2 separate regions of the Mus musculus genome follow, and region 1 is linked to region 2. The links are chromatin loops, found by intact Hi-C in ENCODE. Cell type or tissue: heart. All regions are shown on one strand. Each heading gives the region's core, and the rest is flanking DNA. Links, peaks and the distances in the headings are about the cores only.

What was found. A loop is a pair of places that touch in the nucleus more often than their neighbours do. Peaks named below come from ENCODE experiments on the same cell type or tissue, not always from the same donor. Only the 100,000 strongest peaks of a DNase experiment are listed, where the experiment ranks them.
Region 1: it touches region 2 in a loop (2.1-fold over the local background); 2 of 42 quality-filtered maps call a loop at or near these places.

What each region holds. Positions count from the first base shown.
Region 1 is chr4:98,558,223-98,568,903 of GRCm38, reverse strand. All of the region lies in intron 27 of Patj (PATJ, crumbs cell polarity complex component), which reads right to left. Among named protein-coding and RNA genes, the nearest start is that of Gm40210, 16 kb to the left of the region's middle. In heart, for the core only: no CTCF peak of the experiment used is centred there; a DNase peak (open chromatin) is centred at 5,233; H3K27ac peaks cover 1,833 bases.
Region 2 is chr4:98,607,090-98,617,770 of GRCm38, reverse strand. Patj (PATJ, crumbs cell polarity complex component) reads right to left here. Exons shown (of 44, transcript NM_172696.2): 30 at 6,631-6,703. Among named protein-coding and RNA genes, the nearest start is that of Gm40210, 33 kb to the right of the region's middle. In heart, for the core only: no CTCF peak of the experiment used is centred there; no DNase peak of the experiment used is centred there; H3K27ac peaks cover 925 bases.

The DNA.
Region 1 (10,681 bases), core at 1,234-9,233, 49 kb after region 2:
TGCATTAAGGAGACATGAGCATTCTCCCATACTTAGGGCATACAGTTCATCTACAGTGCTCTGAGAATAAATCATATAAGCTTTTCATGACCTTATGGCTAAGCTATGCTTAGCAATAATTTTTATCTCCACTTGAGTTCAGACTGCCCACGAAGCTTCTCACTTCTCGTTCCTGTTAGCTCAGCCTTTCGTGGACTGTTTCTCCTGCAGGCACATACCAGAATACAGGGACACCATGGCTGTGAGCCTCCACCTTGACAAGAAGGGTTAGAATATCCACTAACAGTGACGGATGAGCAAAATATTTGGTTTTAGAGGTAAAGTATTGAACTCATGAGAGTAGAAATAATAACAATTATTAGTTAGAAAATAATCAACAGTTTATTATACTTAAAATATAGTTATATAAAACTGTAAGTTTGTCAAACTAGGGATTGAGTTCAAGGCCATGTGTGTGACTGGCAAGAATGTTTCCACTTGCCAGCAGCCCATATTCTAAAATATACTCCTAAAAATATAGAAACAGCATAAATTAACATTGGATAAATGAGTAAAAGAAGGGGAAACTAAGCAGATGTGGAAGTGATCCACACATGCCCACACAGCCTTCAAACAGGGCAATGTTTTATCTCCGTGGGGTTATAGCCTTCACTATGTCGATGGTCTTAATAGTCATAGTTTATGTGCATTCAACATCTATCTTTCCATCTTATATTTCACCTTATGTGCTGGCTTTTTTTTTTTTTTTAAATCAACATGGCACAATGTAGCATCACCTGGGAAGAGGGACACTTAACTAGAAAACGGCCCCATGAGACTGGCTTATAGGCAAGTCTGTGGTGCATTTTCTTGATTGACGTGCAAGAGGAAAGCCCAGGCGTGTGGTGCCAGCCCCAGGCAGATGATCTCGGGTTATATAAGAAAGCAGGCTGCTCAAGCCTTGGTGAGAAAGGTAGTAATCTGCAGTATTCCTTCATGATCTCCTTCAGGTCCTGCCCTGACTTTTCCTCAAGATGGACAATAAATGATAAGCTGGAATAAACCCTTTCCTCCTCAAGTTGCTTTTGGTCATGGTGTTTATCATAGCAACAAAGAGCAAGCAAGGAAGCCCTGTGACCTGTCACCTCTACATTATGGTCTAAACCTTCTGCCTGCCTGCTAGTTGGGCCACGTTTCACCTGTGCTGGATTCGCACAACAAAACCACACTAGTACGTCAGCAGAGAGAATGCGGCTCCGGCTGGTCCCTCATCTCACACAGCACCAGCTCAGCAAGTACATTACGCAAGTGAAAAGTAAACACAGACAGGTTTGTTTATATGAGACTGGTACAAATAACTGTGCCACAAATTATATGCTGGCGGATGGAAACATTCATATGACAAAGCTGGATGTGATAGGAGGTGCTTTAGGATGCAGGAAGCTGAGGCAGGGGGATCGCCACTTCGATGCCAACCTAAGCTACATATCAAGGTCCTGTTTAAAAAAAAAGAAAAAGAAAAAGAAGAAAACACGAATAAACAAAAACCCCAAAACGTATAATATATATGTGTGTCCAATTTCAGGACTGAAGCGATAGCTAACTGAACCGATGGATGAGGCTGACTGGGCAATGACCTCAGGGCTCCACTTGTCTCTGACCCAGTGCTGGAGTTTCAGACCTAATTCTGGGCTGGAGCTCCCAACTCTGGTCCTCATGCCTCCACAACTTTACCTACTGAGCGCCCCCTCACACACCGCCATCCAGATGCCACATCACTTTCCAGGCTGGTATGACAATTTTGCCGCTGCTTGAGGCAGTATGTCATGTAGCCCATGCTGGCTTCATACTCAGTATGTGGCTGAAGATGATCCTGAACTTCTGACCCTCGGGTCCGATCTCCCAAATGACAGGGTGACTGGGGTGCAACACTTACGCCTGGCACAATCCTCACTTTTCCCTCCCCTGGCAGACAGATATTCAGCAAGAAATGAAGATTGTGCCCTTAGGAAACCTGTTATGTAATCGCCAATTTGTGGCTTAGATCTGAAATGTCCCCACAGCGTCTGCATGAGGACTTGGTTTTTTAATGGGGCTGAGCAAGGGTGTGGGACCTGACTGGATCAAAATGGTTCTCACTGAATCAGTGAAATACTCCATTATGGATTCATAGCTTAAGGGAATTGGAGGAAAGGGTTTTGTTATGAAAGCAAACCCTCTTTGCTTCCTGGCCACCATGGAACAATTTAATATGATTCAAGCTAAGAGCATATTCTGAAGACAGTTAAAAATCACCATGGCAGGAGCCTAAAGGATAAAGTTCAAAGTGATGCTAATAGAGAGGGATAGGTATGCATTTTTTAAGATTAAAGATAAAATAGTTGATAAAAGAGGATACTTTCTTACGTTATATCTATAGGTAGAAGAATATAACAAAGAGAGATGCTTCACTTACTAATTCTTTGGAATTAATAAATGAAAGTTTTACAAGTAAAGTACAAAAAGACATCTAACTCCAACATATAAACTCAAAAACCTCAGGTATATGAGGAAATGCTAAAAAATGCTTCAAAAAGTTCACAATAGCAAATTAAATGGAATATTTAGGGCAGGGGTTGTAGACCAGAAGTGGAGCCCATTATGTGAGACCTTGGGTTCTATCCCTCCTACATCCCCCAAATAAATGCTCTATTAAAATAGCAAATGAGACATTAAATAAATGAGGTTATCAAAAGAAAACACACTAACACCCAGCCAGGCATGAAAACTATCAATAGCCTCCACAGAGGTGAAAACACACACAGGGGTTGTAGTGCTGGTAGTCACGGCCACTCCAAACAACCCTCAGTCTTGCTATATGCAGCTGCCCAATGTGACATAGGTGCTGTCTCAGGGTTACCATTGCTGTGATGAAACACCATGACCAAAAGCAACCTGAGAACAAAGGGCTTATTTCATTCACAGTTCCATATAACAGCAAGGACAGGAACTTAAACAGGGCTAGAACCTGGAGGCAGCAATTGATGCAGAAGCCATGAAGGGGTGTTGCTTACTGGCTTGCTCAGCCTGCTCTCTTATAGAACCCACATGTGCATTCAAATTCCATATGCTTTATATGCTGGCTCTTTATGAAACATACAGAAATGTACAGTGAGGGAATCAACATAAAATCATGCTACTATGCTATTTTACAACAGCAGCAGCAGCAACAACAACAATAAACTCACCTGGTCGTTCTGAAAGATTCAAGATGAAATTGATCAAAGTGGATTCAACTGTTTAGCTGTGTAAGTCAGTCATGACAAAGACTCTCCTTTGGTAAACCTCTATGGTCTCCAACGGAGAGAACTAACTGTGTGATGCCCAGGCACTCTGAATGAACATTGAATGGACTCTTAGAGCTGAGGTGGTAAACAGAATTAAGTTTAAATGCCTGCTGAGTCACTGTGTCTCGAGTTTGTGGATCTTTTTTACATGCCAAACCTATCTGTCAAAGTAAGGTCTCCTTAAGAGCACATGTTCCCTAAAATAACCTCAAATACAGGTGTCCAGATAATGCACAGGGAAGGAAGAGAGAACCATGCTCTTGTTTTCAATGCTTAGTTAATGATGTCTGAAATGAATTTTGAATTGATGACAAAGCTGTTCTTTTCTTCTTAATTTCCTCTGCCATGAGGGAAACTGCCATTTGAAAGTAAGTAATGCTTTTCTCCTGATGACATTAAGAAGAAACAAAAACCAAAAAGTACTCAGTCTCCACTGGGATTCCCAAGGAAGAGGCCGACACCATCCTCTACCTTTCAGGTTGCTTCTCTTAGTTACTGCCAGCGAGGGTACCAAGCACAGCTCGAGGCGCAAGGGAGCACTGCTCAACCAGTGCTGCCTGTGGATGCAAAGCACAGAGGCAGCTTGAAAACTGGCGTTCAAGTCGCTCCAGCTAGGGATGGTGAAAAAGCTCTCAGGACTGCAGCGCCTGGGCAGTGTACCAGCAAACTTGAAGACAGGATAGCCAAACATCACCAAAAGTGGTCAAAAGTCTCTCGTGTTTTTCAAACATACGCATCCAAAGCCCTACTGTTAACCTAATGCACCTCAAAACCTGATTCTCATATTAATCAGGTAGGGTCTAAAATGTAGATTTGTTAATCTTACTTCGTGAGACTAGAAGGTTAATTTTCCCGGCCTGAGTTTTCAATTGCCACAGTTACACACTCACTGAGTCAATGAACAAATATGAATGGAATCCACTTCGCAGTAAAGTTGTAAAACCAAAGGAACTCATCCCATGAAATCTGTCACATATACACACATGACTAGTTATAACTCTGAGAAATAAAAGCTTCAAGAAAAAAAAAACCTAGGGGCGGAAACTATTTATTTATTTATTTATTTAGTGCCTCCTCCCCAGGAGTCAAGCTCAGAGCCTTACATATGTGATAATACCCAATACTGGAGCCACACCCTAGTCTCCACCACCTATTTAGTGAGTGAACAGGAAGATGAATAGTGTCCACAGCTGCAGTCAACTGAAGATAAGACTAGTTGGTACACAGTGCTGGAGCCCTGGGCCACTTCAATGACTCTGCATCAAGCTTGCTCCAGTGCTAACTTACTTAATGCTAACAGACGAACTAACAGATGTAACATCCAGTCACGCCCTGGACTTTTCACTTTTATAGACAGAGTGGAGCATCTTGCATCACTTGAGGGTTTACTGACAGTTTGTGGGGCGCCTGGCAAGTTGCAGAGGTGCTGGTGAATCTTCCACTCCACTTTCTTCTCCTCTGGAAAGAATGATCTATCATCTCCGTGTTCCAGACTTTAGAAAGAAGGCTCAAGTCTTAAGTCCCTTGCCAAGGGTGAGCAGCCGGTAGCTGATGAGGTTGTCGCCCAGCTCTAATTGAGTTCTTGTTCATTCAGCCCACTGCTGCCAGTGCTTTGGTGTGCTAAGCTCAGGCTACACCGACTGAAAGGCACACGCACAGGCTGCCCTATGGCTCTTCAACTGCTCTGCAACCATCCCAACACCACTCCCAAAGGACAGAAAGCCTATTTCAGATCTAAAGTCACAGTGTTGTTCCAAAGAATGCCTCTTTCACTTAAAAGTGGCACCATTCCATCTTTAGATTTATATTCAAAATGTATTACTGTTAGGGATGTGGTGGTGGTGGTGGGGGTGAAGTTCAGTGGCAGAGTGTGCTTCGCACGTCCTAGGCCCTGGCATCTCTCCAGAATAAAGCTTATACTTAGCAACAGCAGCATGGCCAAATGCCAGCTCAGGACACTCGACTAACATTTCAGCCCCTGCATTTGTTATCCTACAACTTATTTTTAGATTCACAGCTTGAAGAGGATAAAAGAAGACGATTCTACTTCTTTGATATACTAATTTCTGTATTTTCCCCATCCCTGGGAAAGATGAAACAAACCGTGTAACTGAATTCTGTTTTACAGAGAAAGAAGACTTTAGAGGAAAGGCCTTATAAAAGGCCATGAAGTTGGCATATCCAAAACTTAAAATAAATTGCTCTCTACTAGCTCATCTTACATTCCCCTAATGCTGTTTTTAAGAGAGACTTTAGGTCTGTCCCTCAGTCTGAGGTGCTATGTTTAGAAATCCTACCTCCTCACAATAGCTCCTCACATGAAGGCGACCTCACCACTCGCTCTGCCCCTGAGTCCTTCCCACACGGATGGTATGATTGACAGGCAGCTGAGACAATTCAGCCAGAGCTCGGTTGGGTCTCCTGCACCCATGGGGTCCAGTCTGTTCTGCTTGCCCTTAGATGATGGGGGATCAGTGGCAGTTCCGAAGCTCCCTCCACACTTTTCTTATTCATTCTAGCTTTCTCTTTGAGATAGGTCCTGCTGTGTGACACAGGCAGGCCTTAAGCTCAGGACCCTTACGTCCTCTTTAAGGAGCTGCAGCAGCGCTCACCCAGCCTGTCCACCTGGGGACTGGTCAGTGTAGTCACTGCCAGCGCTCAGCACGCAACACCCCAAACACAGCAGTTGGCCCAAGAGAAGTGCACTAGGAGCTGCTGATAAAACTGCAGAAGAGAGTCCTGCTACTCAGCCCCTCAGGCAGGTCACTGGACCCAGAACTCCTCTTTCTTGATTGAAGCCAAGGATGGTTCCTCTCTGACTTACTCCCTCTCTCTATTACGTGAGGGAAAGAACTAGGGAGGCAAGAACCAGAGGACAGGGCATGTAGAATTCCACCTAGTGTGGCACCATCAGACCATCTTCTCCAATCATCTTTCTGTTTGCCTGTCTTTAAAGACAGTTTTCTGATATTTTGGATCTTCATTTCTAAAGGATCCAGTGTCATGTGAAATTTTAGATCAATAAATATTGTGACTGGGACCAGAGAAATGGGTTAGAAGGCAAAAAATGCTTGTTTCCAAGTTTGGCAACTGAGTTCAGTTCCCAGGATACACATCATAGTAACAGAGAACCAACTAACTCAAGCAATCCTCTGACCGCCATGTGTACCCCATTGCACATGAACAATAAATAAACTACGAAAAGTTTTTAAAAATGTTCTCTGTTAGTTTGACTTTTTGTCACAGTCGTCTTTGCTATGAACCTTTTGATGGGCAATACAAAGATACAACTCTTCCCCCATACTACATATTAAATGTGGTGCTTTTGAAAAGAAATAGTGACTGGGCCCCAGCTGATGAGATTCCACACTGGTGAACCCGGGCATTGATTATGAACCTGTTTCCATGAGAAGGTACCGATGTGATTCCTGTGGGTCACCATAGAATCTTCTCCCATGCAATGCAGTACATTTCCCAGTAAAGATCCTGACAGTCAATCATGATAATCCAGATATCAGGTTGAAGGCAGCCCTTCACAAGTACCATCTCAGCAAAATTCCCTGTCTCTACTACCACAACTCAGGATTAAATACGAGATTCCTTTGGGCCACACAATGAAGAACTTTAAAATCCTAGCCACTTCTTGCTTCCTCCCGACGTTCAAGTACATCCTCCACCAATCCCAGAGACAAGCAATTCCCAGTAATTGTATTCTAGTCAGTAGGTTTAATGAAAGGTGAACTATAGTTTCAAAAATGGGGAAAGAAAAGTCAAGTTAGCATGTTGGCCAACCATCAAACTCAGTGTGTATCTCTGAAGCATCAGGACAACATTCCCTAGCTCTGAAATTTCAATTCTAGGCTGCCAGTCAGCACATGTCTGGAGCCTCAGACATGTGGTTTTACAGCAAGGGAACCCCATGTGGGGCTGAGCTCAGGCTACCACAAGTCCTTTCCATGACAACTAGCATGAACACCGTGAGCAATGTATTATTATCAAGTGGTAGAATTGAGCATACTGTTTTGTACTAATATCCAGCCAGACTCTCTCATAAAATGACAACTTAAAATTCATATATTCTTTTCTGTATACACAAACATATATACATATCCAGACATAAAAAAAATCACAAATTAAATACTAGTTTTAAGCAACAAAAGGTTGTTATAAGATACAGAATCTTACCACATCTGATTACAGTCTGTGTTCTTCATTGTGGTGCTGGGGTGAACCCAGGCTTCCTACATTCATGCTAGACAAGAATGAACCATTTAGAAACCAGCTCAGTTATACCATCCTTTTGTTTATTTATTTATCATTTACTTATTTATCGAGACCATATCACTGCATTGCCTATGTCCCTGAAGAGTTTCTTGAATTCAAGAATCTACCTCCACCACCCAAGAAGCTGAGACCATGGGTACCCCCAAACAGCAAAGGCTCAACTGTTTTGTTGACGTTTTTATTGCGTGCATGACAAGCTCCCTACTTCCCAAAAATACAGAGCTTGACACCTGAGAAACTGGCAGAAACAAGGTCACTCATTGCCCTGAAGCAGGAAATGATGCCTAGAAAGATTTTTTGATCAATTCTCAAGCAGGTTGTTAGGGTCACTGCAGAGATGCCCAGTCTACACTGGGCCTAGGAGCATGTTTCCCTGAAAACACAAGGCTTCAGAGGCGACCCTACACAAACACAGTGGCCATGTTTATCACCATCAGAACACACTCCAAGACGATTTTTATATTAAGTTTATTCCTTTCTTTGGAACTTATTTCCTCTCAAAAGTATTCAATAAAGCTGTTTTATTTCTTCAGTTATTCTGTACCAGTACCTAAGATGGAAAGATATTGTTTCTCTAAACACCTCCACAGAATTGTCCCTTCAAACAAGAGAAGCGACGAGGAAATAAGTATCCATCTTCCCTGTAACCCTGACTCACGCACATACCCTGAATGAATATCAGATCAGTATCATTGGATAGAACAGTTTTATAGCTCTGCTCAGCAGTGAAGTTTGTTTTAAACTTGGATGTTTCCACTCCCGTGATGACGTTATTTGGAAAAACAACAACAAAGACAACCCCCGCCCCCGCCCCCTAATCGCCAGTTACTCATAATTCTCTATCAACACACCAGATGTCTTTTCCTTGTCCAAGAAAGCCAGAAGGATTTCTCTAGTGGGTCTTGGAGTGCTTTGCCATCAGCACAGGATATTAGGTGTTGCTAAGTAACAAAGCCTTTCTCCCAGAAAGACACTTAATTCAAGCCACTGCCTAGTATTTTAATAGCAAATGCTCAACGCACTGGAATAAAGACTCAAGGCAGTTTCAGATGGTTTAGCTACTTGATCTGCTTCCAATAACACAGGCACACAAAGGCAGGATTATAAACATTTTTGCCTGTGCAGTAAGTACAATAATGTCACTTGTTAAAATCAGTTATGATGGAAATCCCAGTCTTTTTTTTTTCTTATTTAATAAACAACCTTTAATTTTCAGAGTTAGTGCACACAAGCTTGAAAAGTAAAAATATCTGAAGGAAAAATCACAGCACAGAAGAAACAAAATGGTAGCTCAAGTGGCAAATCTCAGGTGAAAAGTCACACCTAACAGAAAATGATAACAACATATTAGTGTAAAGAAACTGATATTACAACCAAAAATGCAGGCTATGTAGTATAGTCAATATTTTTGCCAGCATGCATGCAGGCTTGATAATGTTATACAAATCTATATGGGAAATTAACAATCAGAACATGAAACCATGAAGCCATTAAGCACAAGAGTAATGAATATACATGTTGCTCTTATGTGCTAGACAGTGCTCCTAGGATGGACAGCTGAACTCCTCTGGTTTTTATGAAGATTCAGATAGGAAGGAATCCTCAGATTTACCAAAAGGGAGGTAAAGCAAGGTGAGAATAATGGATTTCAGTGTGACACAGAGCCAGAGAGTTGGCCTCTGAAACCCAAAATAATGTATAGATGGAAGAGATGGCCAAAACTACACAGTATTTCTATTTTAAATAATTTCCTTCCCTTTACACATAAAAACTGATTCTGTGTTAGATACAAAAATAAAATTAAATTAAAAATAATAAAATAAGAGAGACAACTTGAGCAAGAATCATTATTTTCTGAAGACAGCACACAAGGTATGTGTAAGAGTGTGGGTGGTCTCCACTAGGAGAGATATCTACAGTTTTCCCACTAGGTGCATCAAAACTAAACAAATCAACATGCTTACAAAAAAACTTACACGAGCTTTATACTAGTAATAAAGTTAAAGTGAACCTTTCTTGTTAGACATAATGGTTACCATTTGGCACACTCTAAATCATCGATGGGAACCTTGACAAGACGCATTTACAGTAAAACAACAACACACAACAACAACAACAGCAAAACAACCCAAACACATAAGAAAAATGAGACAGAGAAGCAGAAAGACTTGATCAACAGGCTGGGAGTGCTTTATTGGCACAGAAAGCCTCAACTTCTCCTCAGCATGAAGGTTATTCAAGCTTGGAGAGGTGGAGGGACAGGTACGCACACGCACATAGATGCACAAACACACACACAGACACACATAGACACACACAGAGCTACCAGGAAATTCCAGCTATGTTTTGCAGTTGGCCTGGAAGCAGGGTGCTTGTTTCATCCGGGAACATCGATTCCTTGCTCAGCTTCTCTAGCACAGGAGTCCAGCTGTGTGCTCCTGCAGCTGTATTTTTAAGTAGTGCATATGTGTGTATGGAGTGACAAACTATTTAGGAATGAAAAAAAAATAAAAGAAAAATAATGTATAGATGAAAGAAATGCAGAAAAACTCAGTTATTGTTAAATCTTGGTAGACATGATAATACATGTCTTAGTTAGGAGTACTATTGTTATGATGAAACACCATGACCCAAGCAAGTTGGGGAGAAAAGGGTTTATTTGGCTGGCACTTCCATATTGTAGTCCATCACTGAAAGAAGTCATGGCAGGAATTCATTGTGGGAGCCTGGAAGAGCTGATGCAGAGGTCATGAGGGGGGGGGGGCATGTGTTGCATACTGGCTTTCTCTCCAGAATTTCTCCAACCTACTTTTTCTTCACAGAACCCAGGACCCATAGAGCCCAGGGGTGGACCCTCACACAGTAACTGGGCCCTCTCTCATCTATAATTAATTTAAAAAATGTCCTATAGCTGGATCTAATGGAGACATTTTCTCAATTGAGGCTCCCTCCTTACAGATGACTGAAACTTGACCTGCAGTTGTGTCAAGTTGACATAAAACTAGCCAGCATAGCCCGGCAGTGGTGGCACACACCTGTAATCCCAGCACTTGGGAAGTAGAGGCAGGCGGATTTCTGAGTTTGAGACCAGT
Region 2 (10,681 bases), core at 1,364-9,363:
CTCCATACATGGCCTAGGCTGTCGCTGGATTGACACCCCTTGTCTCTAGACCTTGAATACTGGGGCATGTTCTGCTATACCTTGCTTGCTAGTTTATTTTTCTGCTATTTTTTTTCAATATATGGTTTTCCCACAGATTCCTACCAACTGGATAGAAAGAACCTTAAGGGCAAAAGGTTACTTTATGTGAGGGCAGAACATCAGTCTGGCTAAAGGGGTTCTTGTGGTTTAGAAGACATGTCTAACACGATTCCTCATCCAACGGCTCAAGAATACATCAATAGAAATAACTGTCTTTCTCTGATGTGAGATGCCATTAAGCTCTGGCTGCCTGGCTGGCCTCTTCGGTGGGGATTAAAGAGATGTGCCACCACACCCAGCTAAGCTGTCTTTATTTTAAAAAGAAGACTCATGATTGTGGCTTTAGACTGTGTTTATGTCTGTGCCCCTAAATCTAACACATTTTACCAAAATACCACTCAGGGCTTTTAACTCTCACCACAGCAGAAGTTCTTAAATACTTCTTTTTGAAAAAGAAAATTCTGTTTACTAGATATGACAAACTGAATTTCCTTCTCCTAACTGCTTACCTGAAAACCTTTACTATTAGATAAATCAGAATTCCAGAAAGACAGTGCACAGTTAAAGGTAAAAGGGAAATTTTGGCAATGGTTGACCCTCTATAACTGTTTCTGCACTCCAAGGCTGGCAGTCCCTCTCAACAGCTATTCAGAAAGCACAGCCTTGAGGTAAAAGGAAACTAGAAGCTCCTGCTGCAGAGACAAGATCCAGGCCTCCTCATGGAGGGATCACGTGAACATCTACATCCTGGCTCTAGCTGAGCCCTCCCGATCTCTATGGGATCACTGCAGTGACGATCTCTACGGGATCACCGCAGTGACGATCTCTATGGGATCACCGCAGTGACGATCTCTATGGGATCACCGCAGTGACATGTTAACTGGGTTTCCCTCCTCAGTTGAGGCATCTTTCTTTGAGAAACGTTTGTTTTCTTTGTTTATGATATGTGAGTACGTGCTTTGGTTCCCAGGTGGTTTCAGGGATTGGATGCAGGCTATCAGGCTCTGCAGCAAGTGCCTTTATGGCAGGGGCCACCTCATACCTTTAACATTTCTACTCAACTAACCCTGGCCTGATCATCCCCCGTTCAGATGCTTCGGGGACCTCCAAGTGCCCACAGCATGTCACTCAGCCATGCTGGAGTTTAGAATTCTACTCTCTCTCATGTACCCTTAGTCTAGTTCCCCACAGTGTCTATTATGTCCCTTCATTCACCTCCTTCTCTACTCCCCATGTACTCTTCGTCCATGTTTCAGCTTCTTCTACCAAACCTTCTTTTAAACACACGGAGTCTCACTATGCCACCCAGACTGGCTGGGCCCATGGTTCTCTTGCCTTAGTGTCCACTGTTGGGAGCTAAGTGCTGCCACACACGGCAGTAGTAACACGTTTTAAAATCCACCCAAAAGGGGCAGTTGTGGCACACGCCTTTAATCCCAGAAGTTGGGAGTCAGAGACAAGCAGATTTTTGAGTTTGAGGCCAGCCTGGTCTACAGAGTGAATTCCAGGACAGCTAGGGCTACACAGAGGAACCCTATCTCGAAAAAATAAAACCAACCAACCATCCAAAAAAATAAACAAACAAAAAAACAAAAAAAAAATCCAACCAAGGAAATGAAATACACACTCACATTCATTGCAGCAATATCCACAGTTACAAAGGAACAGATCATCTAAGCTTTTGTCAATAGATGGCTGGAGGAAAATGAGGCTTATAGTACAATGTGTAAACCTACCTGTATTAATAAAAGTAATAATAATAATAATAATACTTTGTGATGACACAGGCAGATAACATGAGTAGATGAGTCAGGTATTCAAAGTACAATATCACATGATTTCACTTTATCTCACAGAAGCAGCGAGTAGTGCTTACGGGGAAAGAGTGGTGGAGCTGAGAGGATGTAAGTCAAGAGCTCCAAAATTTCAGTTAGACTGGGCAAATAAGGATAAGGTGCATAAAATTAGACTGTAATTAAAAGCAATGCCTGTAGTCTTGAAAATAAGAGGGTGGTTTTTTTATTTTTTAAAAAAGATTTATTTATTTATTTACTATATGTAAGTACACTGTAGCTGTCTTCAGATATCCCAGAAGAGGGCATTAGTCTCATTATGGATGGGTGTGAGTCATGTGGTTGCTAGGATTTGAACTCGGGACCTTCGGTCAGTGCTCTCAACCTTTGAGCCATCTCTCCAGCCCTTGTTTTTGTTTTTTTGTTGTTTTTTTTTTATTATGTGTTGAGTTAGGATATTGTTATATAGCCTAGGTTAGCTTGGAGCTTGTATGTAGCCCAGGCTAGCCTTAAACTCACTATTTTTACCCTTGGCCTCAATGCTGGGATTATAGGTATGCAGTACTCTAAAAGATTTCAAGTAATATTAGTGTGCACATGTGCGCCTACACACACACACACACAGACAAATCAACAAAAATATGTGAAGAAATGCAAGCTATTTTTTGGGTTAGCCATCTCATAATGTATACATATTCAAAAAACAATGTTGAATCTGGTAAATACATACACTTTTCATTTGTCAATTCAGAAATTAAAAAATTTAATAAAGGAAGAAATTCTATTTTGCTCATAATCATTGAACAGGGAAGGTTCCAGAAGCTGGAATGTGTATTCAAGGTAGTAATATGAGCACAACCACAATAAACTCTCAGTGTGTGCCAGGAACAGACTGAGCATTTCATAGTGCTAATTCTAACAGGATGAAGGTTCAGACTGCAATATGCCTGACTTCTGAGCTGTGCTTACACACTGCTACACAATGCAGTAATGGTCTCTCCGTGGTCAAGTGTGTATATAGAAATGCTGACAATGCCATGGAAATGTATAGCTGTGAGGACTCTTCCGACTTAGGACTTGAGTCTCACTATTCCCTTCTGATAGACTTAGAAGAGGCTTCATAGAGAAGACAGGCTTTGGGAGGTTAACTACCTTTACCAAGGTCACATGACCAACATGCAACTTGTAGAAAGAAAATTAAACAAGCCAGCACGACACAACAATACCATCACACGGTGATTCAATATTCTGCTGGTGTATTTTTTTCTGACTCTCCTAGCACCTAAGGGCCCAAAATAACTTGGCTGGAACTATGCCAGATGTTAGAGCTTAATAAATGTTTCCCAAATGAAGGGAGGAATGTGAGATGTCACTAGCGTACAATAAAAGTCAGGCCACATTTCTGTTGTCAGGTTCAACTTAACAATGGCATGGCTGTACTTAATATATAGTGTATGGTTTAAACTGGTTCTTCTGTCATCCACATACTAGGTTATGCTTGAAAGCCCACAGAACCACCTATGCATAAAAGCAGAGTGACTGCCATGTAGGCAAACAAGGGCAGCTTGGTGAAGAGAGCTCACAGTTCATGCCACCCAAAGGAAGGTGCCTTTCCAGAGGTGACAGTCACTAGAGCCACCAGAACAGAGAATGTAATTCAAATGGCAATACTGTAAAAGAAATTCTGGAGCTGCATCCTTAAAAATGGGAGTGGGGGTAGGGGGTGGGAAATGGGTTGGTGGTGCAGATAAATAGCTCATTGGTTAAGAGCACTGGGTTGCTCTTACAGAGGTCCTGAGTTCAATTCCCAGCAACCATATAGTGGCTCACAACCATCTGTAGTGAGATCTGATGCCCTCTTCTGGTGTGTCTGAAGATAGTGACAGTGTGTTCATAGACATTAAATAAATAAATCTTAAAAGAAAGGAAGGAAGAAAGAAAGAAAGAAAGAAAGAAAGAAAGAAGGAAGGAAGGAAGGAAGGAAGGAAGGAAGGAAGGAAGGAAAGAAGGAAGGAAGGGAGGAAAGGATTATGTAAGCACCTTGTTTGACTTAATTCTCCATCAACTGAAATGCTGACTCCAGCATACTGCATTGAGCTATTGTGATTAGGATCTTGAAAATTATAAGTGGAATAATTTCTACCTCATTAACAGCACACTTTATTTAAAAAGAAAAATCAGGCCAGGTGTGCTCACTTTTAATCCCAGCACTTGGGAGGTCGAGGCAGGCAGACAGACCTCTATGAGTTTGAGATTAACCTCCAGTCTGGTCTATATACGAGGATGAGTTCTAGGCTAGCCAGCGCGACAGAGTAAGATCATGCTTTAAAACCAAAACCCAAAACCAACCAACTAAACAAATAAACAGCAAAATCAGTCTTTAAATGCTCATAAGATAATGATACCCTTTTGAATGACACCAAGTTCCTTTTTCTGGCTAATTACTGATTCAGCAAGATTAAGACATAATAAAAAAATCTTTTTTTATAGGTGACTGAAAAAAATTTTAATGGTGACTTATCAGTTCAGTGATTAGCACAATTTTTAAAAATGAATTTCAATAGCTCTTAATATGTACTATAAAATTGCGTTAAAATTTCTCTAAATAACAGTTCTCTTGTGCTGAGTGCTGCCCTGTGGCATGAACTGTGCTAAGTCCTTCCTATACACTGATTCTTTCATCTCCATGACAGGTGTGTGGGGCTTGGTGGTCATGGTCAGGTATGCACAGAGGCTCATGGGTATATGATTTAGCCTCCGGGTTTCCTCTCACAGTTGTAAATAACAACACTACCTGAGTCTGGGTGCAAGGATCATGAAAGTAATACTGGAAGTACCCAGACAGGGCCTGGCACAGCTAGCAGCACCCTCAGTCACCTGTCATGTGAAACCCCCCATCAGGAAGCTGCAGATACCAGCTGGCCAGGACCACACTAAGGAAGGCGTGTGGTTGATATCTATAGCCATTCCCAGCAAAAGAAAACAGATGAAGCCATGGTGCTTTTACATAGCTTACTACAATCTGTGGTCTCAGTTATTTACTGGGGTCTCAACATATTCTGCAATACATTATTTAATCCAAGCAATAAGGCAGAAGCTATTGTTACTATTATTTAAAAAACTAGAATGTGGGTCAAAGGGTTAGTGCAACTGCAACTGTTCAGGGCTCCATGGCTCATGGACAATTGCAGGATCGGAACGGGTAGTCTGGCTGGGGGGAGGGGGGGCTGGCCCTCTGTCAGCTGTCTTCTATCTATTTCAAGTCTTTTCTCACCATTCCTACTACAGTCTCTTGGTAATACACACTGAACACAGGGCCTGATGCATACCAGAGACTATAATGCTATACCTTCAGAACCTTTGAGGTCTTAAATAAGTTAAAAAACAAACAAACAAACAAACAACCCCAACCAAACAAAAAACTACAAAAAACCTTAGTGTTAGCAAGACTGCTGAAATCTGACAATGAAGACAATGTTTATTGCTACAAATTTTTGTTTTGTTTTTTGTTTTTTGTTTTTTTAAAGACAGGGTTTCTCTGTGTAGCCCTGGCTGTCCTGGAACTCACTCTGTAGACCAGGCTGGCCTCAAACTCAGAAATCCGCCTGCCTCTACCTCCCAAGTGCTGGGATTAAAGGCATACACCACCACTGCCCTTTGCTACAAATTTTTAATTTGAAGTTTATTTGACAATAACTGGTGTGATGGTTTGTATATGCTCAGTCCATTCCAAGGAGTGACACTATTAGAAGGTGTAGCCCTGTTGAAGTAGGTGTGGCCTTGTTGGAGTAGGTGTGTCACTGTGGGTGTGGGCTTTAAGACCCTCCTCTTTGCTGCCTGGAAGTCAGTATTCTGCTAGCAGCCTTCAGGTGAAGATGTAGAACTCTCAGCTCTGCCTGTACCATGCCTGCCTGGATGGTGCCATGCTTTCTGCCTTGATGACAATAGACTGAACCTCTGAATCTATAAGCCAGCCACAGTTAAATGTTGTCCTTATAAGAGTTGCTTTGGTCAGGTATCTGTTCACAGCGTAAAAACCTACCTAAAACAACTGGGCAAAACAGATTAAAAAATGCAACTGGAATCAATTCTGATTTAATGGTGACTGATCTGGACAGGACTCAGGACACGGGGTCGGGTACACACCTCACAGAGTACATGTGAGGATGTTTCTAGAGATGACTGAGCTATGCAGTAGAAACTGAGGGGGAAAGTCAGAAACACCTTGAAACGTCAGCAGTACCATCCATGAGACTGAGTGCCCAGAAGGAAAAGGAAGAGGGAGACATCAGACCACAGGTGCAAGCGCCATTCCTCCTGGCAAGTGTCTATCACTGCTCCAGTGTGCTGAGGACATCAGAGTTCAGCTGCTTTGTCTTCCAATGCAGACTCACAGCAACAATTCTCAAGGACATGACCTTCAGCGACAGCCTGGGACTACACTGTAGTCCTCCTTGTTCTGAGCTTCCAGCTTCGTGGACTGAGCAGCTGCAGGGGCTCTCTGGACTGAGCATATACATGGCCATTGCTAGGTCATCCAATAGATCTGAGGAACTTTGTAACTCTGAAGAGTCAACACTAGTGAGTTGATTCTAATATATTTATTTAACACTGTAATCATACCTCCACAGCTTTCTATCTTAGGCAGGGAAATTTGCTAGTTAATAGATATGACGTAATTAAAAATCAAAAGGTAAGGTCTTACAGAAATGAGAAATCTATCGAGTGCACTGAGAACTGTTTCTTGCAATCTTACCTCAACAGGCGATGGAGAATGTGATAGCTCCGGGAAGGGAGCGACGGCCATCTGACTGACTGCATCTTCGTTTCTGTGAAATGGACAAACAGGAAGAGTCAGTACTCGAAAATGGTTAAGTTCCTGACTCAAATTACAAGTATTTCCTTTGTTTTCAGTTAAAAAATGTGCACACAACAGCACAGGTATGTGGAGAGATCAAGCATGCAAAGCTATTACACAAAGAAAGGTGTCACGCTTTTAAGAGCTACTCAGATATAATTATTAGTGACACAGAATGATGACTCTGGGAGTTAGTAAACCCATCTTAGAATGTCTGATGTTGTAGAAGATAATTTTAGAACAGTGTCAACTCTTTCGGCGCCACCATGGCATGTCAACTTTTAAAACTGTGCACAGCCTCTAGGTCCTAGTCATGTCTCCAGTGTTGTGTTCTTTGAACTGCAAACATTCCCAGGCTTCTTACTTGGCTTCAAACTTTGCTCTGTCAATAAAGGATGTCAGGGTGTCTATAAAAGGCCCTACATGGCAGACTATGAGGAAGAGTGATGGATGGGGATAGCACAGCTCTAGAAAGATCACACCTTGTGGTTATGTGGATGCTGGGTGTCATCTTAAATGAGCAGAGCATAGAAGAGCTAGAATCTAATCAGCAGGGGAAAGGTACACAACCACCTCTAAAATACCAGTTCTGATCATGTGGCTCATTTCTATCATGTGACCAGCAGACAACAGGCAGTACTGTGTAGGAGATCATGACTGTCTTACACTAGTCACTCATTATGCAAGACCAATATAGCTATGCTAAGATATATTTATGTGAAGTCTTATCTTCCACAAATAAAAGCAGAAAACTCACAAAGATGCTTTCTGTTTAGCACACAAAAGCTGGTGATGAAGTTCACTGTAAGAACATTTACACGAAGCTCTGAATTCAACCCTAGCACCAAGAAGGGGGGGAAATTAACCTAAGACCTGATATGTCTTTTCTCATAGAAAAGTGACCTGACTAGGCAGCTGGGCAACACGTCCACTGGCCCATGCCATTCCTGCTTCAGACTTTAGTCATGTCTCTACTTCTTTGAAAAGCCTGTCGTCGTACTGTTTATAAACACCTATGCATACTTCTCCATATGATTTAATAATCTCAATGAGATGAGCTCCACTAACAAAGGCCACATTTATGTCTTCTACATCCAACCCGGTCATGTCCTGAGCTCACTATCTGCACATTTGACTCTCCACTTGAAGGGTCACTACTACATGTCTGACAAGCATTCTGAGAAAAACAGAATTCACTATTTTCCTAATTCTCCAGATTGTTCTATAGCTGATTCACCTGAGTACTCACTAAGACTTGCCCTCTTGCTCAACCAGGAACTAAGAGTCTTTGAAATTTGCTGCCAGTCATAGTTTTACACATATATAATGCACTTTGATCACATCCATCCCTATGATACTCTCATCCCTTTCCCCCTGCCCTGAACCTCTTCTTCCCTGAAAGTTCCTCTCCCACTTTCCTGCCCATGTCAGCTATATTTAATAGGGTCGTTTGCATGAGTATGGCTGGGAGCTAAGAGTCTTTCTAGAAAAAAACAACTCATTTCTCAGCGGTATTTCCAATCCATGAACAAGACTCATGACTCTATGTTCACAATGTATCTTAAATATTTCCACTGCTACCCATCCTACCCCTTGTGCTGGACACCACCACTTCTCACCCTAATCAAAGAAAGCTCTGTATTTGATTTCCGGTTTTATGTTTCTCAGAATCTGCACTGCAGGCTACTCTTCAGCCAGCCAAGTTATTGTGGTCTTGATAGATAAATCTGATTATAGTCATAACCACCCCTGCCTCCTCCTCTTTATCATCATCTTCTGTTTTGAGACTGAGTTTCCTGTGGCCCAGGCTGGCTTCAAACTTCCTATTAGAGAATGATGACCATGAACCTTTGACACTCCTACCTAATGTGATTATACTTCTGTTCTGGCTTTAAATCATCTTATGGCTTCTTATTCCATTGAGGAGGCAGTCTACTGTGTACCTCACGGGGGAAACCCAGCTCTAGCTGTGGGGCTGTGAGGAAATCACTCTTCACAGTCTTTGTTCCTAGACTGTTATGAAAGTAAACTGGAGTATCAGAATGGTGAATATTCTTTGGGAATTGAGGTGGAGTGTAAAGAAGGGGTGGGAAGCCGGCTAAGTTGGTAAAGTGCCTCCCACACAGTCATGAGGATCGGCGTTTGGACACCCAGCATCCCAGACAAAGCTTTAGTGCAAGGCTCCTAGCACTCAAAACATTGCTGCACATATACTCTGTGGTCATGAGTAGTTGTCTCAGGATATCTGCTTAAAATCTAATGATTTTCCACAAATTAATATGACTTCAATGACATTTAAAGTCCACTGATTTTGTGGAGAGTGGCATCCTAGTGACTTCAAAGAGAAAAGACACAGGAGAAGGAGCATAGAAGGAAAGGGCTGACACAGCAAATGAGCAGTGGGCCACAAGACTTCTGGAGTCTTCACACCCTCAACAGTCTGAGAGTCTCCTCAAGAATCAAACCTGTTTGCTCTAAAGATCAAGCTTTTGAACAGCAGTGAAAGTTAGGCACCCACATGAAATACAACCTAGAGTTGCAATTGTTTGTGTTTTTATAGTTATCTTAAGCACTGCTAAAGAGAGATGCTTACGTGAATTATTCCAGGGTACATACCCCTGTGTGTATGGCCTGAAACCAGAACAATGGATCCTACCTATATTCAACGTTCATATATATTGTGCTCTAGTTTTCTTTCTGTTGCTGTGATAAAAGCACTCTGATCAAAAGAAATTTAGAGGAGGAAGGGATTTATTTAGCTTAAGCTTCCAGGACATAGTCCATCACTGAGGGAAGTCAGGGCAGGAGCTCACCCAGGAATCCGAAGCAGAAACCATAAAGAAATGCTGTTTGCTGCCTCATGCTTAGCTAGCTTTCTTACTAGCTCAGAACCACTTATCCAGGGATGATGCTGCCTACAGTGGTCTAGGTCTTCCAATATCAATTAAGAACTAGAACAATTCCCCACCAGGTTAATCTAATCTTGGAAACACATCAATGGAAAATCCTTTCTCAGGTGTGAAAATCCCTTCAATGCTGTGTTGAGCTGACCGTTAAAGGTAACTAGGGCACACGGATATCTAGGATGGTTTATATATCAGACACAGTGAGAAATTAACAAACATAGAGGTGAGACCTTATTTCTTGGGAATGATAGCTGCTAGCTGGTCACCTAGCAGGAGAGTATGCACGCTACAGTGTCTACTGAATAAGTGATCTGAGAAAACATGAAATGGAAGGCACTGTGATCAAGCTAAGTCCTAAGTGTTCCAACCTGCTTCCGTGACTTAATGACAGTCTTCTGTTTGTAGCCTGCCAGGAACCAGCACTTCCCCATGTGAAGGATAGTACTTGGTATATGTCCAGCTCATAGGCAGTACCTGGATGGTATATGAGACCTATAATAGATAATGCAAACAACCTGTCTCAATATGAGTGGATGAAACATATAGGTACCTTAGTTTGGGCCAACCAAATTTTCCATCTCAGAGGCTCAAATTTTAGAGCAGATACACCGAACTCAGTAGTGTGCCATCAAGGTACTACGAAAGGGAATCCTCCAGTTAATACAGAGCTCAGGAACCTCCCAGTGCTGATAACTCTTGAGGTGTGCTGGTGCCTTCTCTTTGGAAGTCTTAGTGGTTCCTTTTGATAATCAATGAGATATCTCTATAATCTCCTAAGGGTGTCTTCTCCTGTTTTTTTTTTTTTTTCCTAAGACAGACTCAAATTCCCCAGGCTGGTCTCAAACTCACCAGCTGAGAATGACCCTGCTGTCACCCACGAGTGCGGGAATTACAGTCTTCCATCACTGTCACTAGTTCATAGAGTACTGGGATGAGAACCCAGGGCTTTGTGTATGCTAGGCAAGTACTTTACCAACAGAGCTATACTCCAGCCCTGCTTTCCTTTTAACTTAAGCTGGTTAGAGTTTAATTGCTTGCAGTTC